Regions from separate parts of the Homo sapiens genome. Here region 1 is linked to region 2. Evidence: chromatin loops called from intact Hi-C (ENCODE). Cell type or tissue: GM12878. All regions are shown on one strand. Links, peaks and the distances in the headings refer to the core of each region. The heading gives the core; the rest is flanking DNA. Region 1 has its middle 290 kb from the start of GUCY2F. Region 2 overlaps GUCY2F (guanylate cyclase 2F, retinal).

The links. Hi-C counts contacts between places; a loop is a spot of excess contacts. Peaks named below come from ENCODE experiments on the same cell type or tissue, not always from the same donor. Only the 100,000 strongest peaks of a DNase experiment are listed, where the experiment ranks them.
Region 1: it touches region 2 in a loop (3-fold over the local background); 1 of 110 quality-filtered maps calls a loop at or near these places.

What each region holds. Positions count from the first base shown.
Region 1 is chrX:109,180,224-109,196,647 of GRCh38, forward strand. No RefSeq gene overlaps it. Among named protein-coding and RNA genes, the nearest start is that of GUCY2F, 290 kb to the right of the region's middle. RefSeq lists enhancers at 3,142-3,709, 4,277-4,844. In GM12878, for the core only: no CTCF peak of the experiment used is centred there; DNase peaks (open chromatin) are centred at 4,678 and 7,680; H3K27ac peaks cover 390 bases.
Region 2 is chrX:109,375,404-109,391,827 of GRCh38, forward strand. It overlaps GUCY2F (guanylate cyclase 2F, retinal), which reads right to left. Exons shown (of 20, transcript NM_001522.3): 15 at 13,086-13,260; 16 at 9,781-9,879; 17 at 6,715-6,809; 18 at 676-764; 19 at 495-583. The coding sequence ends at 496. Among named protein-coding and RNA genes, the nearest start is that of GUCY2F, 98 kb to the right of the region's middle. In GM12878, for the core only: a CTCF peak has its summit at 9,586 (motif pointing left); no DNase peak of the experiment used is centred there.

The DNA.
Region 1 (16,424 bases), core at 3,731-11,730, 200 kb before region 2:
AAAAGGTGGCTGGAGCTAAAGGTATAGTCAAGGTTAATGCTCCTTTTTCTTTATCTGACCTCTCCCAAAATCAGTTAGCGTTTAGGCTCTTTTTCATCAAATATAAAAACCCAGCCCAGTTCATGGCTCATTTGGCAGCAACCCTGAGATGCTTTACAGCCCTAAACCCTGAAAGGTCAGAAGGCCATCTTATTCTCAATATGCATTTTATTACCCAATTTGCTCCCGACATTAAATAAAGCTCCAAAAATTAAATTCTGGCCCTCAAACCCACAACAGGACTTAATTAACCTCACCTTCAAGGTGTACAGTAATAGAGTAGAGGCAGCCAAGTAGCAATGTATTTCTGAGTTGCAATTCCTTGCCTCCACTGTGAGAAACCCCAGCCACGTCTCCAGCACACATCTCCAAACACCTGAACTGCAGCTGCCAGGGGTTCCTCCAGAACCTCCTCCCCCAGGAGCTTGCTACAAGTGCCAGAAATCTGGCCACTGGGCCAAGGAATGACCGCAGCCCAGGATTCCTCCTAAGCCATGTCCCATCTGTGTGGGACCCCACTGGAAATCGGACTGTCCAACTCACCTGGCAGCCACTCCCAGAGCCCCTGGAACTCTGGCCCAAGGCTCTCTGACTCCTTCCCAGATCTTCTTGGCTTAGCGGCTGAAGACTGATGCTGCCTGATTGCCTCGGAAGCCCCCTAGACCATCACGGACACTGAGCTTCGGGTAACTCTCACAGTGGAAGGTAAGTCCGTCCCCTTCTTAATCAATACAGAGACTACCCTCTCCACATTACCTTATTTTCAAAGGCCTGTTTCCCTTGCCTCCATAACTGTTGTGGGTATTGACGGCCAAGCTTCAAAACCCCTGAAAACTCCCCCACTCTGGTGCCAACTTGGACAACACTCTTTTATGCACTCTTTTTTAGTTATCCCCACCTTCCCAGTTCCCTTATTAGGCCGAGATATTTTAACCAAATTAGCTGCTTCCCTGACTATTCCTAGGCTATAGCCACACCTCATTGCCACCTTTTCCCCAGTTCAAAGCCTCCTTCGCATCCTCCTCTCGTATCCCCCCTCCTTAACCCACAAGTATAAGATACCTCTATTCCCTCCTTGGTGACCGATCATGCACCCCTTACAATCTCATTAAAACCTAATCACCCTTACCCCCGTCAATGCCAATATCCCATCCCACAGCATGCTTTAAAAAGATTAAAGCCTGTTATCACTCGCCTGCTACAGCATGGCCTTTTAAAGCCTATAAACTCTCCTTACCATTCCCCCATTTTACCTGTCCTAAAACCAGACAAGGCTTACAGGTTAGTTCAGAATCTGCACCTTATCAACCAAATTGTTTTGCCTATCCACCCCATGGTGCCAAATCCATATACTCTCCTATCCTCAATACCTCCCTCTACAACCCATTATTCTGTTCTGGATCTCAAACATGCTTTCTTTACTATTCCTTTGCACCCTTCATCCCAGCGTCTCTTCGCTTTCACTTAGACTGACCCTGACACCCATTAGGCTCAGCAAATTACCTGGGCTGTACTGCCGCAAGGCTTCACAGACAGACCCCATTACTTCAGTCAAGCCCAAGTTTCATCCTCATCTGTTACCTATCTCAGCATAATTCTCATAAAAACACACGTGCTCTCCCTGCTGATCATGTCCAATTAATCTCCCAAACCTCAATTCTTTACAAAACAACAACTCCTTTCCTTCCTAGGCATGGTTAGTGCGGTCAGAATTCTTACACAAGAGCCAGGACCACACCCTGTAGCCTTTCTGTCCAAATAACTTAACCTTACTGTTTTAGCCTAGCCCTCATGTCTGCGTGCAGCGGCTGCCACTGCTTTAATACTTTTAGAGACCCTAAAAATCACAAACTATGTTCAACTCACTCTCTACATTTCTCATAACTTCCAAAATCTATTTTCTTCCTCACACCTGATGCATATACTTTCTGCTCCCTGGCTCCTTCAGCTGTACTCACTCTTTGTTAAGTCCCACAATTACCATTGTTCCTGGCCCGGACTTCAATCCGGCCTCCCACATTATTCCTGATACCACACCTGACCCCCATGACTGTATCTCTCTGATCCACCTGACATTCACCCCATTTCCCCATATTTCCTTCTTTCCCATTCCTCACCCTGATCACGCTTGATTTATTGATGGCAGTTCCACCAGGCCTAATTGCCACACACCAGCAAAGGCAGACTATGCTATAGTACAAGCCACTAGCCCGCCTCTTAGAACCTCTCATTTCCTTTCCATCGTGGAAATCTATCCCCAAGGAAATAACTTCTCAGTGTTCCATCTGCTATTCTACTAATCCTCAGGGATTATTCAGGCCCCCTCCCTTCCCTACACATCAAGCTTGAGGATTTGCCCCCACCCAGGACTGGCAAATTAGCTTTACTTAACATGCCCCAAGTCAGATAACTAAAATACCTCTTAGTCTAGGTAGACACTTTCACTGGATAGGTAGATGCCTTTCCTACAGGGTCTGAGAAGGCCACCGTGGTCATTTCTTCCCTTCTGTCAGACATAATTCCTCGATTTGGCCTTCCCACCTCTATACAGTCCCATAGCAGACCGGCCTTTATTGGTGAAATCAGCCAAGCATTTTTTCAGGCTCTAAGTATTCAGTGAAACCTTTATATCCCTTACAGTCCTCAGTCTTCAGGAAAAGTAGAACAGACTAATAGTCTTTTAAAAACACACCTCACCAAGCTCAGCCACCAACTTAAAAAGGACTAGACAATACTTTTACCACTTTCCCTTCTCAGAATTCAGGCCTGTCCTCAGAATGCTACAGGGTACAGCCCATTTGAGCTCCTGTATAGATACTCCTTTTTATTAGGCCCCAGTCTCATTCCAGACACCAGACCAATTTGGACTGTGCTCCAAAAAACTTGTCATCCCTACTATCTTCTGTCTAGTCATACTCCTATTCACCGTTCTCAACTACTCATACATGCCCTGCTTTTGTTTACACTGCCGGTTTACACTGTTTCTCCAAGCCATCACAGCTGATATTGGTGCTATCCCCAAACTGCCACTCTTAACTCTTAAAGTAAATAATCTTTGCTGGCAGGACTATGCTGAACCTCCTTAGGCACTCTCTAATTAGATGTCCTAGGTCCTCCCAATTCTTAGACCTTTAACACCTGTTTTTCTCCTTCTCTTATTCCATTTAGTTTTTCAATTCATACAAAACCATATCCAGGCCATTACCAATAATTCTAAATGACAAATGTTTCTTCTAACAATCCCACAATATCACCCCTTACCACAAAATCTTCCTTCAGCTTAATCTCTCCCACTCTACATTCCCGTGCCGCCCCTAATCCTGCTTGAAGCAGCCCTGAGAAACACTGCCCATTCGCTCTCTCCATACCACCCCCAAAAATTTTCACCATCCCAACACTTCAACACTATTTTGTTTTATTTTTCTTATTAATATAAGAAGGCAGGAATGTCAGGCCTCTGAGCCCAAGCTAAGCCATCGCATCCCCGGTGACTAGCACATATACGCCCAGATGGCCTGAAGTAACTGAAGAATCACAAAAGAAGTGAAAATGCCCTGCCCCACCTTAACTGATGACATTCCACCACAAAAGAAATGAAAATGGCCCGTCCTTGCCTTAAGTGATGACATTACCTTGTAAAAGTCCTTTTCCTGGCTCATCCTGGCTCAAAAATCTCCCCTACTGAGCACCTTGTGACCCCCACTCCTGCCCGCCAGAGAACAACCCCCCTTTGACTGTAATTGTCCTTTACCTACCCAAATCCTATAAAACGGCCCCACCCCTATCTCCCTTTGCTGACTCTCTTTTCGGACTCAGCCCGCCTGCACCCAGGTGATTAAAAGCTTTATTTCTCACACAAAGCCTGTTTGGTGGTCTCTTCACACAGACGTCCATGAAAATGAGTATCTATTACTTAATTTCACTTTAAGGTTTCAAGTTACCAAAAATATTTTTGAAACTTTGAAGAGTTTATCTATAAACATCTATAGCTATTTTACTTGTTTTTAATAACTATGTTTAAACTATTCATGAAAGTTCTATGAGACATTAAACAAAACTAGTTTTTATCTCATGTTATTTCCCCGTTAACCATTTTTGCAGCATGTGAATGTTAGACATTCTTTCAATCACCTATTCCATTGCCCCAAGAAATTGCTAGCTAGGAAACCCTGAATTTGTACTTTCAAAGGGATGCCTTCCCAGATGAAACAAGTTAAATAATTTGTAGAACTCAGATCTAAACACTGTTATTTGCCAAAAGAAAAAGAAAGGCATATGTAAAGGTCAAATTAAGACAAGATGATCAGAGAAGTACCTTAAACAAAGGTAAGGTTTGTTATGTGAACTTTAAGTCCAATATCTTTACTATTGTAAAAGTTTCTAGTGGTTTAGGTGCAAAGAGGGAAATACCCTTACAAATGGAGATTTCCCATACAGATGTAAATTTCTTTTACAAAGAGTTTCAAAGTAGCTACCTAATTGTCTGGAAGTTGTCTTTTGGAGACCATTTAATTTGATAGGCAGTCTTTTCAACTTTTCTTGTTTCTTAGCTAGACTTCAACTTGAAGCTCATTAATGAGTAGGCCAAAGAAAAACTGGTAGAAACTTACTGGAGCTTCCCCCAGAGGACCTTTGGTCCTGGTGGTTAACATAAAGATTATCAGAAGGTGGGCAGCCTCTTTTAGGGGCTTTCCTCAAAATCTCTGGGGACAATGCCTCTTTCAGTGTCCTAGTTGTTTCTAGGAATGGCAACAATTTTTTGGAAACTGGTGTTTTAGGGGTCATTAATTGGAAAAGTGCCCTGGGGCAGGCCTAAAAGTTATTCTAGGTTGTTGGTTGCCATGAACTGAAACACTTTGGGAATGGCTTTCAAATGGTTATTTAAGATCTTTTGGATTTTGCCTGGGCCATAAATAGACCAAGTAGGGCTTGTCAGGTCCTTGCTATCATTCTCAAGAGAATAATATTCTGCCTCTTTTATCCACTTTTGGGCTTTCTCAGGTCCCACTAACATGTGTATTAGTTGGTATAGAGCAAGTATCATGGGTCATAAGTTATAATTAAGACCCTGAATCCTTTAGATAACTTTTGAAAGTCTTCCTTAATTTTAGGGTATTTTTAAATTATGGCCCTGAGCTCCATTTTTGTCTGGGGACTGTAAGTCACTTGGGGATTGTCTCCAATTTTGGGGTAATTCTAGTCTTATAAGAAAAATGTTTGTTTTTTTCAGAGAAGAAAGGAAATTCAGACAGAGAGTAGACTGTGAATATTCAGGAGTACACTGTGAATATTCAAGCAAAGTAGGATAAAGGGGAGTGGTAGGAGTCATGTCAGTTCTATCATCCTTCGTATGGTAAATACCTTGCATTTTTAGCTTTTTATTAGGTTTTTGCAATGAATCTTTTTTAAAAAACTATGTTAAAATTCTATTGTCTCTTTGAAGCTTCTGAATGCCAACAAGAATCCTGTTCTTTCTGTGTAATTTGGGAGGCTTGGGATTCAAGTGCTCTTCTTACAGACTTGTTCATCTGGAATGTTCCACATAATGGCCATGGTAATTCTTAATTATCTTTTGGAAGATTTTGCCAGTTTCATAAATATTTGTAGCTTCCAAGGCCAGAAATCTTATACACAAAAACAGGGGCAAGTCTAATGGAAGATGGAGTACTCAGATCTTTCAAAATTAAAAATCTCATTTTTATTTTGATCTCGGGTCTCTCAGACCCCAAATGACTTTAGATCTAAGATCTTCTTTACCAACTTCACCAATGATTTTCCAGTTTCTGTCTGAGCAGTCAGATATCTGAGGCCTCCCTTAAGTAAGCCTGCAAGAAAAAAGATCCCACATATCTGCAAATTCCAAAAGCCAGACTTTATGCCCCATACAGTAATAACCACTTACTGCAACTGCTGTCAGTTACCTTTAAAACTGCAGTCCTTTACTCTATCTGCAAATGGAGTGCAATCCAAATTTCTGTTTGGCCATATGCCAGCCGAAATTTGGGTGCAACCTACATTTCTGTCCAGCCATATTCTTACGAGCTTAACTCAAACCTTTTATGGAACCATACAGAAGACATCTCCAAAGAGACAGCAAAATATGCAGCCATTGCCAGTGACTTGTCAGCCACCACAAATCCAAAAGTCATGTGCCCTGCCACAGCACAAACTAATCCTAGGTATCACAAAATCAAATACTCTCTCACAGCACAAACTAGACTTAGTACACTCAAAGCTGAGTATATCAAAGAGCTCAAATGCAAAAGAGAGCAGAGCTCAGATCTGAGAGAAACTTACTCAAAACTCTTGGGGATCCAAGAGGAAGACAGAGTATGCCCTCCAGAAAATGGGTTTAGCAGTGCCTTTTCCTGTGTTCCTCAAGGGGTCTCAGGTCTTCAGCAGTCTCTTTCACATCCCTTCAGGGCCTCCGGATGGGTCAAAAGAAAAAATTACAACAAATTTCATTTAAAGATCTCAATTGGCTTTATTTATGATCTTAGAATTGGGTGACATTAATTCATAAAATAGAGTAAGTGTTCAAATAAGATGAAGAGAAGAAGTTTATAGATGGAGAAGGGCTGAAGAAAACAGAAGGAAAGAACAAGAGTAATAGTTATTTCAAAGATGCATTTCTTATAAGATGAGGACAGGGAGACAGAAGAGTAGAAAAATAACTGATTAGTTAACATTGATTACTTCAAGCTACCCTGTTTTTGGTAAGGATAAAAGGAGAGGGAACTTCATCATGATGCCAATTGAAGATTTAAACTGGCTTGTGTGTGAAACTGGCAGTTACCTCTTTCTCCTGATTTCTGGGAAAGTCAGATAACAACTTAGTTCGTGTTTGGTAATGTGGAACTTTAGCGTGGGTGACTCCATTTTGTTTTTAGTCTGGTCCGTTGGGGCATAGTGCAGAAGCTTAGTCCAAAACAATGGACTCCTATAATTTTTATCTGACAGTACCAATGAAGGGCTACACATGGTTTTGTATTATCTGTAAAAGTTGTTGCGAGTATCCAGGGCTAACTTATTATGCCTTTACTACATGCCAGACCCTGTGCTTGGCCCTTGCCTATACAAGATTTAATTTGATACTAGCCACAACATTAGAGAGTAGCATTTTTTGCCCTTAATTATGAATATGGATAGTGAAACTCTGAGAAATTAGATAGCTTGCCAGACTTCACAGTAAATCTAATATAAAACTGTCTGACTCTGATACCATCCTTTGTTTTTTTAACAAAACTATTGCTCCTTGGGCAACCTCTTATCTACCTATTTATCCTAATGTATGACTATTATTAATGAAAGAGAAAAGGCAGTAAGACAGAAATACTGACAGCCAGTTAGTAAGCTAGAGCTTTGTCCTGCTTAGAGCAGGAGCAAATGAGTCACTTATAAGCAGATGGGGCAGCCCCTTCACTACTCTTCCTGTGTCCTCCCATTCTGAGGCTCAATGTACCTCACAACCTGTCTGTCTGTTTTTCTTCTTTTGCAGTCTTAACACCCTACCTGCTCTGCAATCCCTAGGCTTTTCTCCTTTGTCTCCAGGTCACCCCACCCTCATTTACTTTACTTTCCTTTGAGTCCTACACACTACTACTACCACCTGCCCTCTTCACCATCCCTTGAATCCCTACCCCTACTTCTTTTAGTCCTGCTTTCTCTGTTCCTTTTTCTCCTGCTCATCTTTCAAGGCCCCATTAGGGCCCCATCATCGACTCTGCCCTTACAATGGCTCAGTGGTTTTGAGATGAAGTAAAACGTCACTAATTTGTTCTAATTGGGGGGAAAGGTCAGTCTGCCTTAAATGAAAAGTATGAGTGATAGGATATTTGGAGAGGAAAATGCAATCTCATTACTTTCAAGTACATAAAGTAATCCCAATGACTGAGACAAGAGGATAAAAGGCAAAGCTATACATCTCAGAGATCTGTAAGTGGTTTGACAAATAGACATGGCTCATTTATAATTAGGACATTCAGTTTGGGGATACAAATGCTGCTGCTGAGGTTTTCACACTGAAGTAGGCTAATATTTCTCTTGTGTACACAATAAGCTTGTGAAGAGAACTTTTTCATCATAGATATAGGTACAATCTCATTAGAAGGGTCCAGTATTTCAAACCCACTTTCTTATGTCACGTGGCCTAGAGGAAGAGTGCTTTGTTCAATCAATTTCCAGAAGGAGTAACGGTGAACAACACCAACAACAAATACTCATTTCTCTAATTTCTTTCTATGCAAGAGTTACTATTAATGAAAAAAATACCCTGTTGGGGTTACATTAGTTATGGGTGGGGATGCAGAGGTGTAGGGGAAAGAACTGAATGAACACAAGCTGGGCAGCATGTAGTCAAATGACCTTAGTTTGGAATCCATTAATTTGGAATTGGTGAAAATCAAGGAACCAGCCTACTTTATTTTTATACTCTAAGAAGCCAATTTGCCAAGCTAATTACAATGGTAAACAAATTTTTCCTGCAAAGATTTATAAAATTCTTTAAAATTTCCATGCATTGTTCAATACTTTAAAAGTACTCCCTTCATTTATTTATAATTGTTAAGCTAATTAGCTAAACTTCCTACCAGTATTTGAAAGCAGATCCCTGGAGGAAGTCCTATTAGGAAGCCCTTGGTTAGCCTGTTTCACCTTATTATGTATGAAAATTTTGAAAAAATACTTATTTTATTTTCAAATAGCTTATCATTAACATTTTCCACCAAATCAAACTAGTCTTCCCTCATTTTATCTTTCTTACAGCTCAGCAATATTTTTCCCTGGACAACTAAACAGCAATGGAAAGAGATAGCTGCTGTGTTCTACCAAGGTCTCTCTGAATCATTAGGAGGGCAGGATTGCTGAATTATCATGCATCCTGGCCCCCCAATCCCTGACAATGTGGAGACATGTGAGTAGTTGGTAAAAAGAAACACTGCATTATATTTTGGCTTGCATCTTAGAGGGCTTTTCAGGCACTCAGAATACAGATGTGCCTTATTATGAAACTATATGAATTTCTGGGGATTTTCTTCAGCTACAGGAAGAGTCAATTGATGTGAAACTACATTTCCTAAAAGCCACAAATTAGAGACTACTTCTTACAATTATTAGATTCTTCAGCTTTACCCCAAATGATTCATAGAAAGATTCCTTGACATTGTTCAGCAGGCCAAAGCTGGGGAGATAAGGGAACAGCTTTTATTTACAAACCATTAGAAGTACATTTAAAGGGAACTTTATTGGAAAGTCACTTGAAATGCTGAACAGGGTCATGAAGCTATTTCCAACAACTATTCTGAATTTTTATGCTTTTCAGCTCATACAAACACCATGCATGGGAAAGAACACAAGGATTCATTAGCAGAGTCTACTGAATGGGGTGAAGCTACTGGATTCAATAATAGTGATGCATACCTGGCAACTTTCAAGGCAAAGTCAGATGAAAGCCGTTGCCTTCAAATTTCAAAGGGAAATGTCCTATGGACTGTTGGAGGTGAGAATATGATTTCTATTTTACACTTTAGGAAGATGACCATGTCCAGGTGCCCCCCTTTATTCCCCCAAATGCCAAATTAACATGATATTTTAATGGTGGCATAATCAAATTGTATGTGATGCAGACACAGACTAATATTTTTCAGAAAAATATTTGTTCTTTTGTTTTCTGCTTTAAAATGAAGCTAAGCTGCATTCTAAGTGTGTTTTTGTTCATATTGAGGCTCTTATCTTTTCTGTGGGTATATTCACTTTAGACTCTAAAATGTAAATCAACAGGAAAATGGGATTTTGTTTACAAATTTATGCTTACAAGAAAGCATGGATAAATCTGTCAAATGACCAAAGGAATTTATAAAAGAGTACAACAAAGGTAGTTAAGTATACAAATTGAAGAATTACTGACCAATGAAATTATTTGGCATCCCCTTTTACTATACATTTTCTTAAATGAGCTATATCTAATTTCTGGAGGTAGTCCTATGCTTGGGCTTTAGGATTAGAATCAGAGACATTCTGAGTAGAAAGGGAACTTAGAGTTTACCTAGTCCAGTAATTTTTTCCAAACTTATTTTCTTTAAATTTCTTCAATCAAAATCTTGTTTGAAAACTCAATACAGAGACCTGGTAATAGGGGTGAGTTTCTAATTAAAGTCGGGGTTGAGGGGCTTGAAGCCTACCTAATCCACTCCCTTATCACTACTTCCCTACATTTTCTGACTGAAGTCTACAGAAACTAAGTGACTTGGCCAAGTTTGCCCAGTGAATGATAGTGGATCTCCTATTTTTTCTTTAATTTTCTTTATTTCCATTTTCTATTCTCTTTCACCTCCAATAACACACACACACACACACAAACACATATAACACATGCATGCACACACCATTCTAGGTAGTCAGAAGAAACTTCTGCCTCTCATAAGCCACTAATATCTCATTGAGAACATTTGCATTTTCAAAGAGAAAAGTCAGAAGGAGGCAATGTTGAAGCTAATGAAATGAGTCACTAAAGATAGCATGACAGAATTACGGCAAATTTTGCTGTGTGTGGGCTTTCTCAAATCATACTTTGTAAGCATCCTCATCTTTGTCCAATATTTAAGGATAGCTCTGCTGACTTATTTAAAAATAATGGCCTTGGAAAAAACCTCAGTAGCAATTTGCATTTAGACCATCATTGTCTTGAGAGTTGAACAAGCAGAATGAGGGTGAAAGGTGTTCCTATGCTTATCTAGCAAGCTTCCACTTTACTGCACTTCTTTCTGAATCGGTGCAGTGTTCCAGAATATATTGCTTTGTTTCCTCTATGGCTAGGAGATAGGCCTAGGAGACAGGCCTAGTGAGTAAGTGTGGTGTGAGAAAGAGACAGAGACACCCATGGAAAGAGATAAACACACAAAGACACAAACACAGACATAAATAGATGCACACTCATATATAGAGACACACAGTGAGAGGCACATAAACATACAGAGAGGGAGATAAACATATTCATACACAGAGAAAGAAGAGAGAAAGAGATACAATGAGTGACAATGATGGAATGTGAAAAAAAGAGAAATCAAGAAACAGTGACACACACACATATACATATATACACATCCAGAGGGGGAAATTGAGAGAAAGTATGATTGAAACTGAGAGACTGAGAGAGATATATACAAATAAATAGAGTGGGAGGCAGATATACACAGAGAGACAGAAAGATAGAGAGAAAAACTTAGAGTGAAAGAGAGACTGAGAGTGATGGGGAAAAGCTAAGACAAACAGTGGGGAACAATCATGGTGATAGAGAAAGAGAAAAATCATTCCCGTTCTATTTTCTTCCCCACTGAAAACTTTTGGTGTCAGGTTTGTGTGTGTGTGTGTGTGTTCCAGCTTATATGGAACACACACACACACACACATGCAATCTGACCGTAGAAAATATTATATTGTTTTTCCCAGATTGCTGGCAAGATGGCCGAATAGGAACAGCTCTGGTCTGCAGTTCCTAGTGAGATTAACTCAGAAGGTGGGTGATTTCTGCATTTCCAACTGAGTTACCCAGTTCATCTCATTGGGACTGGTTGGACAGTGGGTGCAGCCCACAGAGGGTGAGCCGAAGCAGGGTGGGATGTCACCTCACCCAGAAAGCACAAGGGGTCAGGGAATTCTCTCCCCTACACAAGGGAAGCCATGAGGGACTGTGTCATGAGGAATGGTGCACTCCGGCCCAGATACTACACTGTTCCCATGGTCTTCGCAACCCACAGACCAGGAAATTCCCTCCAGTGCCTATGCCACCAGGGCCCTGGATTTCAAGCAGAAAACTGGGCAGCTGTTTGGGAAGACACCAAGCTAGCTGGAAAAGTTTTATTTTCCATACCCCAGTGGTGCCTGGAACTCCAGCGAGACAGAACTATTAATGCCCCTGGTAAGAGGGCTGAAGCCAGGGAGCCAAGTGGTCTGGCTCGGTGGATCCCACCCCAATGGAGACCAGAAAACTAAGATCCACTGGCTTTAAATTCTCACTACCAGCACAGCAGTCTGAGATGGACCTGGGATGCTCGAGCTTGGTGGGGGTGGGGCGTCTGCAATTGCTGAGGCTTGAGTAGGCGATTTTAGCCTCACAGTGTAAAAAAGCCACCAGGAAATTTGAACTGGGTGGAGCCCACTGCAGCTCTGCAAGGCCACTCTGGCCAGACTGTCTCTCTAGATTCCTCCTCTCTGGAGAGGGCATCTCTGAGGGAAAGGCAGCAGCCCCAGTCAGGGGCTTATAGATAAAAATCCCATAACTCTAGGAGAGAGCACCCAGGGGAAGGGGCAGCTGTGGGAGCAGCTTCAGCAGACTTAAACTTCCCTGCCTAACGGCTCTGAAGAGAGCAGCAGATCTTCCAGCATAGCATTCGAGCTCTGCTAAGAATCAGACTGCTTCCTCAAGTGGGTCCCTGATTCCTGTGTATCCTGATCCTGACTGGGAGAAACCTCGCACTAGGGGCAGACAGACATTTCATACAGGAGAGCTCTGGCTGACATTGGGCAGCTGCCCCTCTGGGAAGAAAGTTCCAGAGGAAGGAACAGACAGCAATCTTTGCTGTTCTGCAGCCTCCACTGGTGACACCCAGGAAAACAGTGTCTGGAGGGATCATCCAATAAACTCCAGCAGACCTGCAGCAGAGGGGCCTGACTGTTAGAAGGAAAACTAACAAACACAAAGAAATGCATCAACATCAACAAAAAGGACGTCCACTCAGAGACCCCATCTGAAAGTCACCAACCTCAAAGACCAAAAGTAGATAAATCCACGAAAATGAGGAGAAACCAGGGCAAGAAGGCTGAAAATTCCAAACACCAGAATACCTCTTCTTCTCCAAAGGATCACAACTTCTTGCCAGCAAGGGAACAAAACTGGGTGGAGAATGATTTTGATGAATTGACTGAACTAGGCTTTGGAAGGTGGGTAATAACAAACTCCTCTGAGCTAAAGGAGCATGTTCTAGCCCAATGCAAGGAAGTTAACTAAGAACCTTGAAAAAAGGTTAGACAAATTGCTAACTAGAATAACCAGTTTAGAGAAGAACATAAATGACCTGATGGAACTGAAAAACACAGCACGAGAACTTAGTGAAGCATACACAAGTATCAATAGCCGAGTTGAACAAGTGGAAGAAAGGATATCAGAGATTGAATATCAACTTAATGAAATAAAAGCAGAAGGAAAGATCAGAGAAAAAAAGAATGAAAAGGAACAAACAAAGCTTCCAAGAAATATGAGACTATGTGAAAAGACTAAATCTATGTTTGATTGGTGTACCTGAAGGTGACGGGGAGAATGGAACCAAGTTGGAAAACACTCTTCAGGATACTAACCAGGAGAACTTCCCCAACCTAGAAAGACAGGCCAACATTCAAATTCAGGAAATAAAGAGAAAACCACTAAAATACTCCTAGATAAGAGCAACCCCAAGACACATAATCATCAGATTCACCAAGAGTAAAATGAAAGGGAACATGTTAAGGGCAGCCAGAGAGAAAGGTTGGGTTATCCACAAAGGGAAGACCATTAGACTAACAGTGGATCTCTCTGCAGAAACCCTACAAGCCAGAAGAGAGTGAGGGCCAATATTCAACATTCTTAAAGGAAAGAATTTTCAACCCAGAATTTAATATCCATCCAAACTAAGCTTCATAAGTGAAGGAGAAATAAAATCTTCTAAAGAGAAGCAAATGCTGAGAGATAATGTCACCACCAGGCCTGCCTCATAAGAGCTTCTGAAGGAAGCACTAAACATGGAAAGGAACAACCAGTACCAGCCACTGCAAAAACATACCAAATTGTAAAGACCATTGAGAATATAAAGAAACTGCATCAACTAATGGGCAAAATAACCAGCTAGCATCATAATGACAGGATCAAATTCACACAAAACAATATTAACCTTAAATGTAAATGGGCTAAATGCCCCCAATTAAAAGACACAGACTGGCAAATTGGATAAAATGTCAAGACCCATTGGTCTGCTGTATTCAAGAGACCCATCTCAAGTGCAAAGAGAAACATAGACTCAAATTAAAGGGATGGAGGAATATTTACCAAGCAAATGGAAAGCAAAAAAAGCAGGGGTTGCAATCCTAGTCAGTGATAAAACAGACTTCAAACCAACAAAGATAAAAAGAGACAAAGAAGGGCATTACATACCAGTAAAGGGATCAATGCAATAAGAAGAGCTAACTTTCCTAAATATATATGCACCCAATACAAGAGCACCCAGATTCATAAAGCAAGTTCTTAGAGACCTACAAAGAGACTTAGACTCCCACACAATAATAGTGGGAGACTTTAACACTGCACTGTCAATATTAGACATATCAATGAGACAGAAGGTTAACAGGGACATTCAGGACTTGAACTCTGCTCTGGACCAAGCAGACTTAATAGACATCTACAGAACTCTCCACTCCAAATCAACAGAATATACATTCTTCTCAGCACCTTATCACACTTATACGAAAATTGGCCACATAATTGGAAGTAAAACACTCCTCAGCAAATGCAAAAGAATGGAAATCATAACAAACAGTCTTTCAGACCACAGAGCAATCAAATCAGAAATCAGGATTAAGAAACTCACTCAAAACCACACAACCACATGGAAACTGAACAACCTCCTGAATGACTACTGGGCAAATAATGAAATTAAGGCAGAAATAACAATGTTCTTTGAAACAAATGACAACAAAAACACAATGTATCAGAATTTCCGGAACACAATTAAACCAGTGTTTAGAGGGAAATTTATAGCACCAAATCTCCACAAGAGAAAGCAGAAAAGATCTAAAAATCGAGACACTAACATCACAATTTAAAGAACTAGAGAAGCAAGAGCAAACAAATTCAAAAGCCAACAGAAGACAAGAAATAACTAAGATCAGAGCAGAACTGAAGGAGATAGAGACACAAAAAAAATCCTTCAAAGAATCAATGAATCCAGGAGCTGGTTGTTTGAAAAGATTAACAAAATAGACAGACAACTAGGCAGACTAACAAAGAAAAAAATGGAGAAGAATCAAATAAACACAATTAAAAATGATAAAGGGGCTATCACTACTGATCCCACAGAAATGCAACTACCATCAGAGGATATTGTAAACACCTCTACACAAATAAACTAGAAAATCTAGAAGAAATGGATACGTTCCTGGACACATACACCCTTCCAAGTCTAAACCAGGAAGAAGTCGAATCCTGAATTAGACCACTAATAAGTTCTGAAATTGAGACAGTAATTAATAGCCTACCAAACCTAAAAAGTGCAGGAAAAGACAGATTCAGAGCCAAATTCTACCAGAAGTACAAAGAGGAGCTGGTACCATTCCTTCTGAAACTATTCCAAACAATAGAAAAAGAGGGAATCCTCCCTAACTTATTTTATGAGGCCAGGATCATCCTGATACCAAACCTTGGCAGAGACACAACAAAAAAAGAAAATTTTAGGCCAATATCCCTGGCAAACCGAATCCAGCAGCACATTACAAAGCTTATCCACCTTGATCAAGTTGGCTGCATCCCTTGGATGCAAGGCTGGTTCTACATATGCAAATCAATAAATGTAACCCATCACATAAACAGAACCAATGACAAAAACCATGCGATTATCTCAATAGATGCAGAAAAGGCCTTTGACAAAACTCAACACCCCTTCATGTTAAAAACTGTCAATAAACTAGGTATTGATGGAACGTATCTCAAAATAATAAGAGCTATTTATGACAAACCCACAGCCAATATCATACTGAATGAGTAAAAGCTGAAAGCATTCCCTTTGGAAACCGGAACAAGACAAGGATGCCCTCTCTCACACTCCTATTCAACATAGTATTGGAAGTTCTGGCATGGGCAGTCAGGGAAGAGAAAGAAACAAAGGGTATTCAAATAGGAAAACAGGAAGTCAAATTGTCTCTATTTGCAGATGACATGATTGTATATTTAGAAAACTCCATTGTCTCAGCCCAAAATCTCCTTAAGCTGATAAGCAACTTCAACAAAGTCTCAGAATAGAAAATCAATGTCAAAAATCACAAGCATTCCTATACAGCAATAACAGACAGACAGCCAAACCATGAGTTAACTCCCATTCACAATTGTGACAAAGAGAATAAAATACCTAGGAATACAGCTTTCAAGGGATGTGAAGGACCTATTCAAGGAGAAATACAAACCACTGCTCAAATAAATAAGAGAGGACACAAATAAATGGAAAAACATTCCATGCTCATAGATAGGAAGAATCAATATTGTGAAAATGGCCATACTGCCCAAATTAATTTATAGATTCAATGCTATCCCATCAAGCTACCATTGACTTTCTTCACAGAATTGGAAAAAACTACTTTAAATTTCATAT
Region 2 (16,424 bases), core at 5,619-13,618:
CAAAATTGATCCTTTGAAAGGGATCAGGCAGTGCCTCCGGAGGAAATGACATAAACATCCCCTCCAAGGTGGTCTTGTCAACAGATCCCAGGAATAGCCGGTAGTCCTACTGCTATTGCCTAGACAGATGTAAGTCTCTAAAGATCTGATGTGGCTCACCATGTGGCCCAGGTGCTCAACAATAAAAGAGACAGGTGTACCTGCCTGATAATTGGATAGCAAGGCCAGCTTTGTTAGCATTCAAATATGTTGTCAGGGCAAGAGGTAAGGGTCTCTCTCGGGCCAGGGCAGACAATTTCCCACAGGTGCAGCTCACCCTGCAGCAGGCCTCCCCACAACAAGGTTTTCACCCATTTTATTAGAGCTTGGAAATTCTCCAGCTCCATCACACTATGCCAACAGAGTATAGGCTGACACTGGCACGCATGCCAAAGGAAGCCCCAGATTTGAAAATTTGGCAAGCTGCTGTGCTCTGTTTTCCTCCTGGCCATTACCTTATGGCTTGTTTCTCACCAACTGCCTTTCTGCTTTTCTTCTTTGGAAGGCTGCAATCTCCACTGGTTGCAGGCCATGGCCCACTTGCCTGCAGGGCAGGGGAGACATCAAATAGGTAGTGAAGAAAGTGTGGCAGAGTATGGCATAGGAAGACTCCAATTAAATGTGAACTCCACTTACCCATCTTTGTCCACTGGTGGGGGCACAGGAAGGGGCTTCATGAAGCCTTTTTTCCCAATCAGCCAGAAGGTTTCCTCTGTGCCTTTGCCCTTATTATAGAAAACATAAAAAATCTTAAGCCTGCTATAATCAATTTTCCAAAAGAATATAAGCATTCAGGTTGGCTCAGAAATTGCCTCACCACTCCCTGGAGTCTTCCTCCCTACGGGGCTGAGCCAGAGCAGCCAGATGAAAAGTGAACACTATATCAAGCTGTCATCCAGATGTTTTGTCTACCGCCACCATACAGCTTCATCATTGGGAATGTGTGGATGTTTGGCTTGACAGCAACCAAATGTCTGGATGCTCAGTTGAAGATTTTGCTTATCATTTGTGCCCTGATCTTTTGGCATTAGGTAAGCCATTGTCTTCTGTATCTAGAGTACATATATTCAGATTCTACCTACCCGCTTACCGTCTCATTCAATGGCTCTCACCAAACCCAAAAAGAGAGTAGAAATGGAAAACAGGCTGTTAAATTTTAAGCCTAAATTATCCTGGCTATTTTGAGAGGTCTACATTTGTGCAGTGTTCTTTTCTTCCAGCCAAGGGACTCTTACAGGTAGGGTAAGACTCCAGGTTGGCCTCCATCTATAGGTCAGTTACTTGGTTGTCAAGAACCACAAGTCTCAGAAGAGAAAAGGAGTGTAAACTCAAGCTAGTCACCCCAGGGCCTGAGTGATGACCTCAGAGGAGTCAAATTTTCTGCCTCTGTTCTGCCTTTCTCTCTTTCCAGTAAACTTTCCTCTCAATGTGCTTCTCTCTCCTCCTTTCAATTCTCTTTCATCTGTTCTCTCATTTCCTCTAATCCATAAGAAAAAAATGTGTTTACCAAGACTGAGAAAAGTAATGGGATGTGTTTCCAACTCATTAATCTGAAATATGGTCTCACTCACAGCAGCTCTCATTTGGAGCAGTTCTGAATTGTTTAACTTAGAAATTCCAATTAGATTTACCCCTTTAAATATCAAGTCCACTGTTCCCTATTTTATATCACATATATTTATCCCTTAACAATAATGACAAAAACCATAATAATTAGCACATTTAATTGGAGAATCTCAAAGCATTTTGCAAATATTTGATTCAAGGCTTGAACAAGCCTTCTATGAGGCAAGTAGAAAGAGCATACCACTATAGTCCAACCTCCATTAACTGGCATCAGACTCTCCCTAAGCCTCAAATAGTTCAAATAATTGGACTATTTGAGCCCACTCTGTTTTCAGAAGAGGTAAGCAACTTGAAAATATATTCCATCACTCATTCTTTCATTTATTCCACTCCTCCTGTACTAGGGCTGGGAATACAGAGATGGTTCCATCCTTAAGGAACTCACAGTACAGTTAAACACAACCATTAGGCCATGTTATAGGTTCTAAACACATGAAGCCCAACTCCTCTGATTCCAAAGCTTTTTCTTTTTACACAGTACCTAGTGTAGTGTCTTATACAGACAGTTGCCCAGTAAATAATCAGACTGTTTCATTAATTGAAACTCTCAGCCCTTGTGCACTTGGAATACTCAAGACACCACTGGATCTTATTTTGGAAAAACATGCTATTAAAGTTCAAACTCAAGGGCCCCCCACCCTCAGCCATATTTGACTGTTTGTCTTGAGATCTAGAGGCTAACAGAACAGCATGCCAATCCCCAAGGGAGCTTTGTAGAGGGATTGTCCAAAGATTTGGGTGGGTCTTAGGACACACTGGGATGCCAAAACTAATGGTTGCAAAAGAGGATAGAAGTGTTATGGACTCAGGCAAGCTTCCAAATCAAAGAGTATGCAGGGGAGCTCCAGGGGCTCTCTGAGGTTTTGGAGTCCATCCAAAAGAATTCTTAGAATCCCAGTTCTCTGTTTACCTACCTGACTTCCACAATTTTGCTAAAGGGAGAAAAAGAGAGAAAACAAGTATGGCAACAACTAAAGCCTGAACCAAACTCTTTGACCCAATATCAATCCCCAAGCAGTCCTAGAGATCCCCCATATAAGAGCATCTTACTTTGGCATGATGCTTATGAGACATTTTGGTATCTCCTATCTTATTTAATCCTCACAAAAATCTGGAATGTAGGTTAATTATTAATCTCATTCTGCGAATGGGGACACTGAGATTCCTGGAGATTAAATGACTTGTCAATAAATAGGCACAGCTGGGACTTGAAACCAGCTCTACTAGACACCAAATTTTAAATGCTCTTCCTTCCATACCACAAAGCTTCTCCAACACACTGGAGTCAAAAGGCAGATCTAGAGGCCAAAAAGCAACTATTGGGAAATTTGAAGCTTGTGAGATTAATGAGCTTCCTGATAACCACAAGTCAGATGAGGCCTCTATGTGGACAAACGAAAGCACAGAGAGAGGGTGAAATTACTTGTCTGATGTCAGACATTAAGTCAGTGATGGGGCAAGAATTTGAGGCAAAACTTTCTGACCTTCATGGATCTGTCAGTACAATCTCACTATTTCTTAATTGCCTGTCTGTGTGCATGTGTGTGCTCATAGACATGCTCATACACACACTGCTTGTGTGTGTATGCTGGGGTTGGGATATGAGTGGGAAAGACTGGGGAAAATAAAACAAATACTAATACTTAGGAACCTGAGAACCAAATACTGTTTAACCCCAGAATTCAAAGACAAGTTCAGAAAGTGCCCACTTCTAGAATGTAAATTAGTACAGCCATTATGGAAAACAGCATGAAGATTCCTCCAAAAAGTTAAAGTAGAATTACCATATGATCTAGCAATTCCACTTCTGGGTATTTACTCAAAATATTGGAATCAGTCTGTCAAAAAGATATCTGCACTCCCATGTTCATTGCAGCACTAGGCACATTAGCCAAGTTATGGAATTAACCTGTTTATCAACAGATGAATGGATAAAAAAAATTTAGTGTATACATACAATGGAATACTATTCATCCTTTAAAAAGAAAGAAATTCTATCACTTGTGACAACATGAATGGAATTGAAGAATATTTGCTAAGTGAAATAAGCCAGGCACAGAAAGGCAAATACTGCATGTTTTCACTTATATTTGGAATCTAAAACAATTGAATTAATAGAAGCAGAGAGTAGAATGGTGGTTACAGAAGCCAAAGGTGGGTGAAATGAACAGATGATGGTGTAAGAACACAAAATCTGTTCAGTGAGGAAGAATATGTGTGATTTTTTCAGCTCTATTGCATATCATGGTGAATATAGTTAATAATGCTGTACATTTCAAAATCACTAAACGAATGCATTTCAAATGTTCTCACCACAAAAAAAAAATGTTAAGTATTTGAGGTGATGGCTATGTTAACTAGTTTGATTGAATTATTCCACATTGTATTAATAAATCATAACATCACTTTGTACCCCATAAAGTACACAATTATTAATTGTCAGTTTACAATAAAAAATTACAAAATATTTTTAAAGTGTCCACCTCTGGCAACAACATAAACTGGCTGAAGAGCAGTCATTTGAGAAAGTCTCCCCAGAATGTAAATCTACCTAAAAGTTTCTGGTAAATACAGCTGATAAGCCTAGATATATACAAAAATCTCAGCAAGGAGCCCCACACTTGTCAGAAAAATAGTGACTGAAACAGGACTCATGTACGAGAAAAGGTAATACAGTGATTTATCACTAGCCCACAAGGCGAGAAATATTGAAAAAGTAGAACTGGCCAGTTAGGCATTGATAATTTGTTGCCTGTATAGTACAAGAGGGGCTTGAAGTGGGCAATGGGCAGTGGGCCCAAGAGGCTGAGCTTCTCATCTCTAAATGAGTCCTCCCCCAAGCTACTTCAGCTTCCTCACTTTGGTCTCTTTCTTTGTAACCTCAACCCAGCCAATTACTCAACTGCCCTATGTTCTCCTCTCTCACCCAATTAATCCATGTTTTTGATTCCACTAAGGGAAATAACGTAAAGTGTCATCAACCTAGTGGAGGAGATGGCGTGGAGGGAAGAAGGTTCTTACTGGATATAAACCTTGAGCCCAAGAGAAAAGGCTTTAATGGAGGAATTTCAAACATCAGTCAGCTGGAAGGAAAAGACATTTCTAGCCATCAACTTTGAAATCACACCGGGCTCACCATCAAATGTGATATTTCTGCCCCATGTACTAGAGCAACTCTTGCTTCCAGTAGCACAGAGTGGATGAGGAGTGAAAATATTGAATCAGAATTTCTGAAGTGTGCTGGCGACATGGTCTTATTGGGGGTATATTGCATGTCCCTGGTGGACCAGAAACCCCATGTGCCCCAGCCCTTATGATGCAAAGTACAACACCTGTTTCTGGTGGGGAGGTAGAGGGTACAGACACAGAAAGGATCTCTCCTCCTCTCCTGACCTTTCCTTGGGCCTTACTTCCTCTCCTCTTCCTTGTTCCCTTGCCCCTTCCTTTCCTCTGAGGCGCCCTCTTCTCTTCCCTCTTAATGTCTCCTCCTCATAAGGACCCTGCCACAACAATAATCCAGGCCCAATGTGGCATCAGAGAAAGGCTCTTCTTCCAACTTGCTGTGAAATGTTCCCAAATTCCCTGGGGTTGGGGAAACCATGAAGCTGCAAAGGGCCCTTTTGAAGTTAAGTCCTGATTTTGTACTTGAAACACCCAAAGATGTGAGTGCTCCTGAATTGAATTTGTGGGACAATAAAAACCATTGGGACAGGGATGCATTTTCGTTTTTCAGTTTCAAAAGTGGCAACCCTTCAGCTTTTAAATGAGGGGCCTCTGCCCAGCAATGCAGAGGAAAAGGTCTTCAGGAAACCAAGCTGCATTTCTACTCCTCTGTTGAAATATGACAGAATGTATAGAAGGATCACAAAAGCTTTGGACAGTTAGATTCGCTGCCCAAGTAATATCCCTGTCCCCAACATTTTACTGTCTGAGTTCTCTGCAAGAGGTGGGAAAGGAGCCTCTGTCCCCTTGTAAGTGACTCATCCAACCTCCTGGAAGATACTAATGACCTATTGGAAGGAAAAAACTAGGACTAGCCATAGGAGGAAGTTGTCAACTAGAGTTAGACCTTCCAAACTTTAACATCTGAAATCTAGCTACATGTAACTTGCCACTGTTTAGAAAAGGAATGCCAAAGTCAGAAGCTAATTGTGCATCACTTAGTGCCCTGCTCTTGCTTTGCCCAAAAATAGTCACTGAGAAAATCATCTTTATGCAGCATGGTGTCATGGAAAGGTCACTAAAAAGGAAGTCAGGCTTCCTGAGTCTTGACCTGATTCTGCTATCAGTTGACTGTGTGACCCTGCTCAAACTACTTCACCTCTCTGGACCTTGGTTTTCATCTGAAAATGAGGGAGTTACATTATTTTATCACTGAGCTCTTTTACAACTGGGTCAACCGGTGGTCTTTGGTCATTCAGAAATAGATAAATAGAACACAGTGGAAATGGCAAAAAAAGAAAACTAAAATTATTCTAATCCTATATCTCAGGTCTAGTGATAACTCTAACAGGGAAAAAGGGGCTACAAAATGTTTGCCTTTCATAGAAACTGACTTTGTTCCTCCTGGTTTCTTAGGGAAAGAAAAAGTCTCTCTGCAAATAGTGTGCCAATGGGTGCCTTTCACCCAGGAAGGGTGGCCACTGAGAAAGTGAATAGAAAATCCAAACTCACAATTACTATGGCTTATTGAACAATGTCTGGCACTGCCAAAGAGTGAAAAAATGTAGGTTAGAAAATGTAAATAATAGTGCAGCTCATTGGAAAGCCAAATTCTGTGCAGTTCTTTAAGAGAGAAAGATACAACTTACAGTCTGAAAAATGCAGAAAAAATCTCAATACTCCTCCCCACTGTAGCCATATTTTAAAGAGAAGAAAATTGAGGCAAAATGGAGCAATCTTTTGGGAACCCCAAATGGGGCTGAAGATTCTGCCCAAGTTATAGCTCTGAGTCTCAGACTCCCAGGTAAACTCTTTCAGCAGACCATGACCTCTCCAGAAGCAGGTGTATCCAAGTAGTCTGGCTCAAAAAACAAAAAGACATTATACCTTGAGCTCTGTTCTTCCTCGAAGCTCCACTTCATAGCCCTCACTCAGATTTTGAAGAATTGTAACAGTGCTGAGACTGACATGAATGCGATAAGCTGCAAAAGAAGGAGAGACATGATTTGGGCTCCTTTCTCACTGGCAAAATTAATGAGAAAATGTCAATGTAATAAATGTCTTCACTTGTAAATGAACTAGACCATTAGCAACGTCCTGAGAGAGGTTTACTTAGGGTTTCACAAGAGGAGGAGACGGAGTGATGGCCTTCTTCACCAGGCCGAAATAAGGCATTAGTTGTAGCACCTATCAGCCTCCTAGACACTATCTTAAATGAAAGGCCATGCAATAGAAAGGTGTTAATTTAACTCAAAGGTTGAGATGGAGAAACCAGCATCTACTGTGCTCTCAGCTGAAACGTGACGTCATTTGAAGAAAGCTTGACTTCAGCAGCTTCTTTCACAGGCTGCTACTATGGCTGAACTCTCATGCTTTACATATCTTAGGCAAAATGATGTCTTTTCCATATGCATTCTTACAACTCTCTCTCAACATTGCTACACTTAAAAATAAAACATCAATGAGAAATATCCCAAGAACTCTTTCAACAAATATTTTATGAAGACTGTACATTTATAGCTGACGTTTGGGTGGGGGCACCTAGCTGTGTTTACACATGAATGTACTATTTTCTAACCAATGATCTCAATCTGGGATAAGAGATTTACATAGGGAACTGCCACGTTAAAATTTTATTTAGAACCTAAGGGTAATTATTTGATTAAGAATAATCACTTGTTCACTCAGGTAAGATCCTTGACATTTCTAAAAACTGTCACCCTATGAAGTGAGACCTTGTTGAGGTTGAGTCTTAAATAAAAGTCCAAGGCTAGTTTTCACACATGCTTGAGAAAATCATTTTTTTTAAAAAAAAAGCTGATTACAACCTGAGTAGGAAGGCATGGCGGGAGAGAACTGCAAGGAGTTTCTGCTGTGTATACTCACAGTGACTTTCTTTCTCTTGATAGCTCAGTACTGTTGTTTGTTTGTGCCTTCCTCATTAACTCATGATCATCCAAAGCCCTTACTCAAAAAAGGTTGACCTATTCCTAAAATACACATGCCCAGCCAGTATATTCCTAGCCAGTCCTATGTGTGCATCCCACAAGCATCTGGTCTTCAGGGAGCCTTTCAGTAGAGTAATCTTGATGGTAGGGAACACACAGCTTAAAAGAGAGATAGCTCATACCAACCACCATCCACTTGTATGGTAGGGAGAATCACTCCAGGACTGGGTCACGAGTCACTTCCATTCCAGAATCTCAGTGGTTTCAACTGAGCACAAAGGAGATATTGATGAAATAATTTTTTTATTAATAGATATGTGACATGTCCTGATTTCATATCCAATGTGAGGAGAGGCTACCTCTCTACAGATCTCCATTCAGTTGTGGAGCTTAATGTCATATTTGGGTCATAGTCATTAGCTTTTAGAAAAGCACATTAACCAGCTCCTTTAGCACAGAGAGCACACGCGTATACTTCTTTGTATGCTTCACAATAACTTCCTTGCACAGTCAGTGCTTAATAAACACCTGCTGTGGGTGATTCACTCCATTTTCTTCGTTCTAGCTGATCACTGGGCAAGGTGCTGTCTACATCTCAAAATTCAATTTCTGGTCTCAACTTTGTATTTCCAATGTGAAATGTGTGGAGTTTTCCCTGGTTCAGACCAGAATATGACTTCAGCCTTCTACAAGCTTACATCAGTCCAGAATACTGTGCCAAATCTGCATTGCAGTTCCATGATAAATTTCACTTCATCTTGGGTTGCACTTCAAGAGTAAAGTCATATGCAAAGTTATATTAATGCAGCAGTTCCTGGATGACTACTTCCATGGCCTCTGCCATATCTAAGGAGTTTGAAGACTTTCCCAGATGTCAGAAAATTTATTCTGACAACAGCTTCTAAGTTCCATACTGCCTCCTTAATCATGGCAGCACAGGCTAGATTGACTAAGACTGGACCCATTGTGTAAGCCTGTTTCTACACATGAGTGATGGGAAGTGGGGTCAGACAGGGCACCACCCACTGTGATACAGTCCACCATAACATCAGGGACTAGTTTGAGTACAGTGCTGAAGCTTGGGAAGAACTCGTCTTGCCAGAGTTAAGCCCTTCTAAGGGCTTAAGTGGTTTCTTCCCTTTTTTGGTACAAAATCCATGAAAAATGAAAACTGCATATAGAATTTAATGTTATTCTCTATGCTTTTCCTATAGTAGCATAAAAAATGCTTTGCTCAACCATGATATAAGCAAAAGGCACATTGTGATTCTGTAGTGGTAGTAAATAACCGAGTAAGAGTTGAGCCAGCATCTTACAAACAACAGACAAATGGCATATGGTTTGTACAGTTTTCTTTTCAAAGAAGCAGAGAAGAAATGGTATCTTTGATAGTATGTCTGTTTTGATAGAAGCTAAGGGTTTTATATACAGGGAAGTTGCAATAAATTATTTCAGAATTCCAAGCTACTTGGATTGAGGGATTATTGCTAGCTAAATTGTAGAGGCTATTTGATGAAGCCAGAACTCCTGGGGTCCTAACTGGTTCAAAAAGGGGACTGCAACAGCAAACAGCAGCCAGCTGGGAGGCAGCTGGCTTCAGTGCGTCTCCACAAACTAGTTGAAAAATGGAAAATATTAGTCCCTTATGTAGTTCTTTTCTCAACATGACTCCCACAAACCCACAAGCCCGGCCAATTTTTTTCTTTACCCAAAATACTATTTTAGCTGTTTTTATCAAATTGAGTGGCTGTTTTGGTGTCACTTAGCTACAGCTTCATTTCTAGAGAAAGAAAGGTACATGTTCAGTCCAACATCACCCCCTACTGGTTTGCCATTAGAGACCAGGAAAATCCGTGATAAATCTTAATCTTCTCAAATTATCTTTTATTTTTCTTTAAAACATTGAAACATCAAGTATCCTGCTCTCTTTCACCTCTCTGAAGAAGAATCACCTTCTCAATAGCAGAGTGGTGCCATCCTATCCATCTCTCTATTAGGTACTCACGTAAGCCTGTAGATTCCATCCGAGAAGCTGTGTTCACAGTGTCTCCAAACAAGCAGTATCTGGGCATGGTGAGGCCCACCACTCCAGCAACAACCGGCCCTATAGAGTATCAGGGGGTTGGAATTACAGTCAACAGGTATGCACCCAATGCTAATAGAGGAATAGTGCAAAGAGGAAGGAATGTATCTTTGTAAAAGAATAAAAGTTGCCATCATATAGCTCTGTGAATCTGAAGAAAGACACAATGAGTAGTGAACTCTTTGCCCTACAAGAAAGCAAATTTATAACAATGCAGACATGACTGCCCTTCTGATGTATACCTTTGTTCCACGTAACAGTTACACCTGAGATGCTTATATTTGTCAACAGGGACAAACAAGTATCAAACCCAAACCAGAAAGGCCTGGGCAGGGATTCAGGGTCCAAACATGTTTGTTGTAAGGAAAAAAATGTGACTTTTTCTTGTGCCTTAGGGTTGGAAGAAAGGCTTTCATGGGTTTATCTGGTTCCCAAACTGTGTCTATCAAGAGAATTATTCTAAAACATTTCAAAAATCTGAAAACAAATAGAGCTGACTTTCAATTATCTGTGTTGGGGCATGGAAAAGCAGTATGTATATATAATCAAAGGATATTTTGCATTTAGCATTTTTTGTTCTTACATTTTAATATGGCTGTGTTAAGTGTTCAAGGTAATTGAGAAAACTTCAGCAGCCGTACTGAAAAGTCAGTTTGGGAGTATCCAGAAAGTTCTTCACCTTCAACTTTCTGGTTTCTGCTCTGATTTTGTTTTCCTAAAAAGAGATAGGGGGTCTCACCATATTTCCCACGCTGGTATCGAACTCCTGAGCTCAAGTGATCCCCCCACCTCGGCCTCCCAAAGTACTGGGATTACAGGCATGAGCCACCATGCCTGGCCTTCTGCTCTGTTTTTACGGCTAGGCACCAAGGGGAATAAAAAAGAAATGTAACACATAGTCTCAGTTCTCCAGGAATTTATAGTCTAATTGAAGAGAAGATACTATCAAAGAGGAAGCAATTAAGCAGTAACCCAAGACAACATATGGCTGAGGCAAGAAGCACAGACAGAGGTGCTATAATAACTCAGAAAATGGGAGGAGGTGCTTATTAGGACCTGACTCAATCAAGAAGGGTCCAGTGGAGAAGGTAGGATTTGATCTAGGTCTTGATGGGTGAGTAGGATTTGAACAGTGGAAAAGGGACATAAATCAAAGGCTTGTGGTTGGGATTGTACAGGGAATTTGGGAAGCTCTTAGAGAGAACAGTCTGCCTAGTTCACATGGCTCACGAGAAACTGGAGACAAGGTTGGATTAAGTGGGTTGTACAAGATGGAGGATCTTGAACCACTAGAGAATTTTGAGCAAGGAATTGCATGATCTTTTTTCTCAGATCAGTGTATAAAATGCATTGAAAGGGGAAAATGTAAAACCAGGAAAACCCTCCAGATGGCTGCTGCAGTAATCCAAGCACAAAGTACTTAAAAGGAGGCAATGATAAGAAGTGGATGGCCATGAAGAAGTAATAAGAGAGACGTAAAAGAATCAACAGATTTATTGGCTGTCTGATTGACAACCATGAGAAAATTGCCATGAGCTTGTGAGTTTATGCTGATTTGTGGGAAAAGATGACTTGAAGTTTTAAATATGTTAAATTTGAAATAATGGTGAACCCTACAAGAAGAGGTATGCTGAGGGGGGTTGGAAATGTGAAACTGAAGCACAAATGACAGATGAGGGCTTTTCTCTAAAAGAAAAAATCAAACGCCTGCTATGTGCTAAGAACTCTGGATACAAACATGAGTAAGATATGCTTCCTGCCACCAAGGAGCTTAAAGCCTAATGGAAGGACAGACAAGGAAACACAGATTATGCTGATGACTATGAGAAGGATGGATGGTAAGAGGCAAGAGTGAAAGCAAGAAGATGCTATTGCAGTGATCCAGGCAAGAGATCTTGGTGTCCCAGGCTTGGGTTGTGAGAGTGAATAAGAGACAAGAGAGATCAATAAATATTTAAAAGGTAAAGAGTGTTCAAGACTTAGTAGTTAGTTGAACGTTAAAGGTCAGAGTAAGGGAGGAGTCAAAGAGAATGACTCTCAAGACTAACTGGAGTAACTAGGTCAATGGTGGTACCACCAACTGAAATAGAGAATAAATATAAGAAGAGCAGGAAGTTTGTATGGGTAAAAAAATAATTGTTTTAGATGTGTCGAGTCTAAGGTCCATGTGGAACATTCAGGTGGGCATATCAGCAGGAATTTTGATATAGAAGGCTGAAGCTTAAGGGAGAAGACTGCACTAAAGCTGTGGAGTTGGAAGTCATCAGCGTACAAGTGGTAGTTAAACCACAGATATGAATGAGATCACCCATGAGAGTATGTAGGAGGAGAAAAACAGTGGATCCTGACAGAACACTGGAGAAGACCAATATAAGGGACAATTAGAGACAAAAGGAATTATCAGACAGTGGTAGGAAATGAAAGTCAGGTTGCTGTGGGTTGAGTAATAAATTAGAGGTGAGACATGCAGACAGCAAAAAGATCACAAGACTGAGAGCTTTGCAGAAAATGTTAGAGAACAGGAAGAGTCAAGAGAACCAGTAAATAAAGTGAAAAGCAGCATTCACAGAGTGAGGAGCATGTCATAAAAGCCAATTGAGGAGCATTTTAGGGAGGCTTGTCATGAATTCCAGATGCTGCAGAGGTAAAGGCAGACAAGGACCGGGGAAAGTGGTGAGAACTGAAGTCAGATTGCAAAGGGGCTAAGGAGGGAGTGGACAGTGAAGAAATGGCACAGTGGATGTCATTCATTTTTTTAAAGAAGTTTGGTAGGAAAGGGGTGAAAAGGATGGGGGAAGGAAAGGAGCCTAGAAGAGCAGAGCAGAGAGAAAAAGGTGGGGAGTGGATACAGAAGCAAGAGGAGCTAGTAGGTAATGAATGTGGGAGGAAAATAATTCAGAAGTAGGGATTTTAATTAATTAAATGAATTATCCTAACTACAACATATACCTGTTGATCTTGTAGCATAGTCAAACATGGAAATATTGCCTCTAACCAAAATGGTAGATTAAAAGAGTTTAGTACCTGGAACAAGGAGCTGCTGCCCACTGTGTTAGTGCAGGTACTGGGAGGAGAGTAAATTTGGGTAGGCATAAAGGAATTATGCAGCCCGGACACCTGGATAATCCGGTGGCCAGGAATCAGGGGAGAGCTATCTTTTTCCCTTTCTTTTTTAGTCTTCCTAGAGGCGCATTAGAATGTTTCCTCTTACTTTAACTGGTTATTACCTGAGTGAAGGCCAATTCGAATTCGGACCGGCACTTCTGGCATGTGCCGCATCTTGAAAGTGCCCACAGAGCTCAGGATATCTAAGGACATGTTTGCAATCTCAGCTGCATGCCTACTGCCATTCCTCTTTGGGAGGCCTGAAGCCACCATGTAGGCATCTCCAATGGTCTCTACCTGGGAATTAGGAAAAATAGAATTAGCAAACAACTTATTTGTGCTTCTTTTTAGCACAGAGCTGTAAGGGTATAATGGAGGCCAGGTGGTCTTGTTGTAAAGTGAGAAAGGCAGAGAGGGACTGTCAATGATCCACAAGTCTGGCTGCATGTTAGAATTGCTTAAGGAGCTTTATTAAAAATACTGAAGTCTAGGCCCCACACCAAGAGATTCTGAAATAAGTGTAGCTACCTCACAGGCTCCTGATTGACCTTAGAAAAATACCAGGCTCTGAGACATTTGGGGAGAAGAGAAAAGGGAGATTTCTGGGACTGTCCCTAGGGTGTCCATGGGGGAGCATCTTAGGAGAAAGTGCCTATGATGCTTCCCAGCAAATGTTTCTATAGATTATTTGGGGTAAATAAGCTAGGGTAGCCTTAAGGAAAATATAGGGAAGGGGAAAGGAAGAACATTCCCTCTGCTTTGCCTTGCTAATACGATGAAGTTAGTTTTGCAGGCCTATTGGGTATGAGAACTGAGTCTCTTTCCACCAGTTACCTCCTCCTCTCCTACTGCTACCTCCCTGAGGAGCAGCAGTACTGGCCCTCAACTGCTTTGCAGGGGACGGTTAGGGCTGGACACTTGGAAATAAAGCCAAATCTATGTTCCTCACCTTCCCCACAGAAGTGTGCTCACTTTTAGATAACCAGTAAGTTGAAACTTTTTGGGTAAATCCAAAAAATAACTAAGCTGAAGGGACTTTTTATGAAATGCGCCAGTCAGACTGTGTTACTACAAGTTTGAATCCAGTTAAAACCCATGTGTTCCCAGAGAACTGCACTCACAGAATACAACAGTTAAGAACATGAAACTCTGAAGTTATACCATCTTGATTAGCATTTAAGATTCAACACTTACAAACTGTGTGGCCATGGGCAAATCACTTAATCTCTCTGTACTTCAGTATCCTTATCTGTAAGATAGTGATAATGATAGTAAAAACTTCGTAGGGTTTTCTAAGGAATAAATAATTTAATATATGTCAAAGCATTTAAAACCTGCCTATTGGATGATACTATATAATTAGTTCAAGCTATCACCATCATCATCATCAACATTATCATCATCATCATCATCATTATCAAATAGGTACATCTTGAAACCAGCCCTGGAACTGTGGGTATGATTCAGCTCCAGAGAAAGAAGTTTAGCAATCAGCAATAGGCTCCTCATCATGAATTACTATAGCCAATAACAATAATCCTTTCAATCTATAGGACTTTCTGCCTCAACATGTTTCCATCCAAGGTCTCCCTTACCTTGTGCAATTTGAGGAAAGGATACCTACCCTCAGATAGGCATGCCAGCCTGCACACAGGAAGGAAGGATTACAATGTAAATGCTACATGCAAGGGGAAGTCAGTGGCTGGCCATTATCAGAGATTAGTTGTTGACCCTTTAGCTTTGATGAGTCAGTCACCCAGGAGGCCCCAAGGATATGGATGAGGAGATTAGAAGAGCAGGGAGTATGGGCATGCATGGTCTTGGTGTACAGACTGCTGTGGAAAATTGTGGGTTGTGTCAGTCAACACAAGGGTGCTGAGGGAAAAGGAGGTTTAGAAAAGGGTGCGATTGGGATGCAGATAGTGGCAGGAAAACTGAAACTGAATCACTAACTTCATAATTCTACAGTAGCCTTCTCACTTCCATTTCAGATTATCAAGTACCAGGGGAGGTGATTCAAATTTTACAGGTAAAGAAAATAAAAACACAAATGAGTTTGGTCATTTGCTGCTGGTTCAATTTTTATTTCCTTTGCACTGTGCTGTTTTTAATAAATAGGGCTGAAAAAAATAAATTTCATTTTTGGATTTATATAGCCCTGCTCTGTTCTGAGAACAGCCCATTAACTCCCTACTGCAACCATTAAGTACCAAAATATCTAATGGCCTATTGCTAAGACCCCCAACAATTGTCTGAACAGAATCAGCTGGATTGATTAAACCAGTAGCTGTGTTACAGCCCACGCTGAATCATCTTTGATTTTAGTTTCAACTGAATTAGCTTTCAGTGATTTGTTTTTCTCTTCAGGCTGCTTGAGTTCAACAAGTTAAGACAGGTACTCTGATTCCATGGATTTTTCCTGCATCGTGGTTTCCATGTGTGCTTCTTGATTAGCTTGCAGCTCCTGCTGATTGACAGGTATGATGTTTATTTCTGAGCCCTATTTAGGTGGCTTGGCCTAGCCCTGAGGCTCTCTATCTGACCTGAAAAGGCCCTGTCTAATCTGAGATAAACACACTTTCTTGTGTGTGATTTGAGAGCTAGAACATTTCAGACTACTGTGAAGAATCCAATGAATGGAGCTACTCATTCTCCAGCTCTACTTTGGTCCTGGGACAGAGAAGCTGTCTAAAGTTTAGGATGCCTGGGGCATCTTTCTCCATCAATAAGACAAGTATCCATGATGCAGACAATGTAGAAATGTCCCTGCACAGCTATGAGATTTTTCGTCATTTTTGCCTAGAGACAAGACAACATATGTAAAAAAAGGTAAGGAGGCATGGCATCAAAATTAGTCAATGCAGTCATTTTGCAAACTCTAATAGAAAGAGTGAAAATTCAAAGGCTGGAGGAGTGAGAGAAGGTGGGAACAGGGGCTTGCCACCCCACAATTAATCACTTCCCCAGACCTCAGACCAATAGGCAGCTTTTCGGTTACCCTGTAGCAATCCCAAAGAGCCTCGAGTCTAATATTTCCCTGCTATAATGTCAAGTTCTCTCCATATAAAACAGTACCTGAAGGAGGAGACCAAATTTTTATAGCATGTATTAGATCTACACAAACCTTACCAAGATGAACTCTGTAGCAGTCACCACCTATGGGCAAAACACCAATACTTCCTCTTTATCCCCTTCAGTGCCTAGTACAGTACTGCCTACACTATTAGTACTCAGCCACTGATGTGCAATAACTCTCTTGGTCCCAACATCTTCTTAGTCCCAATTCTAGAAAAAAAGTTCAAAAGAAATCTGACTGGCAATCTTTTGCTGGGTTGAAAGTTGCTATTTTGTAAATTGGGAAATTACATGCATTCTACCCGGCTCTCATTTCCAGTGATATACCAATGGAAGGGGTGTACTATTTAATTTGTTATTCCTAAATAACAATATTCCATAAATTT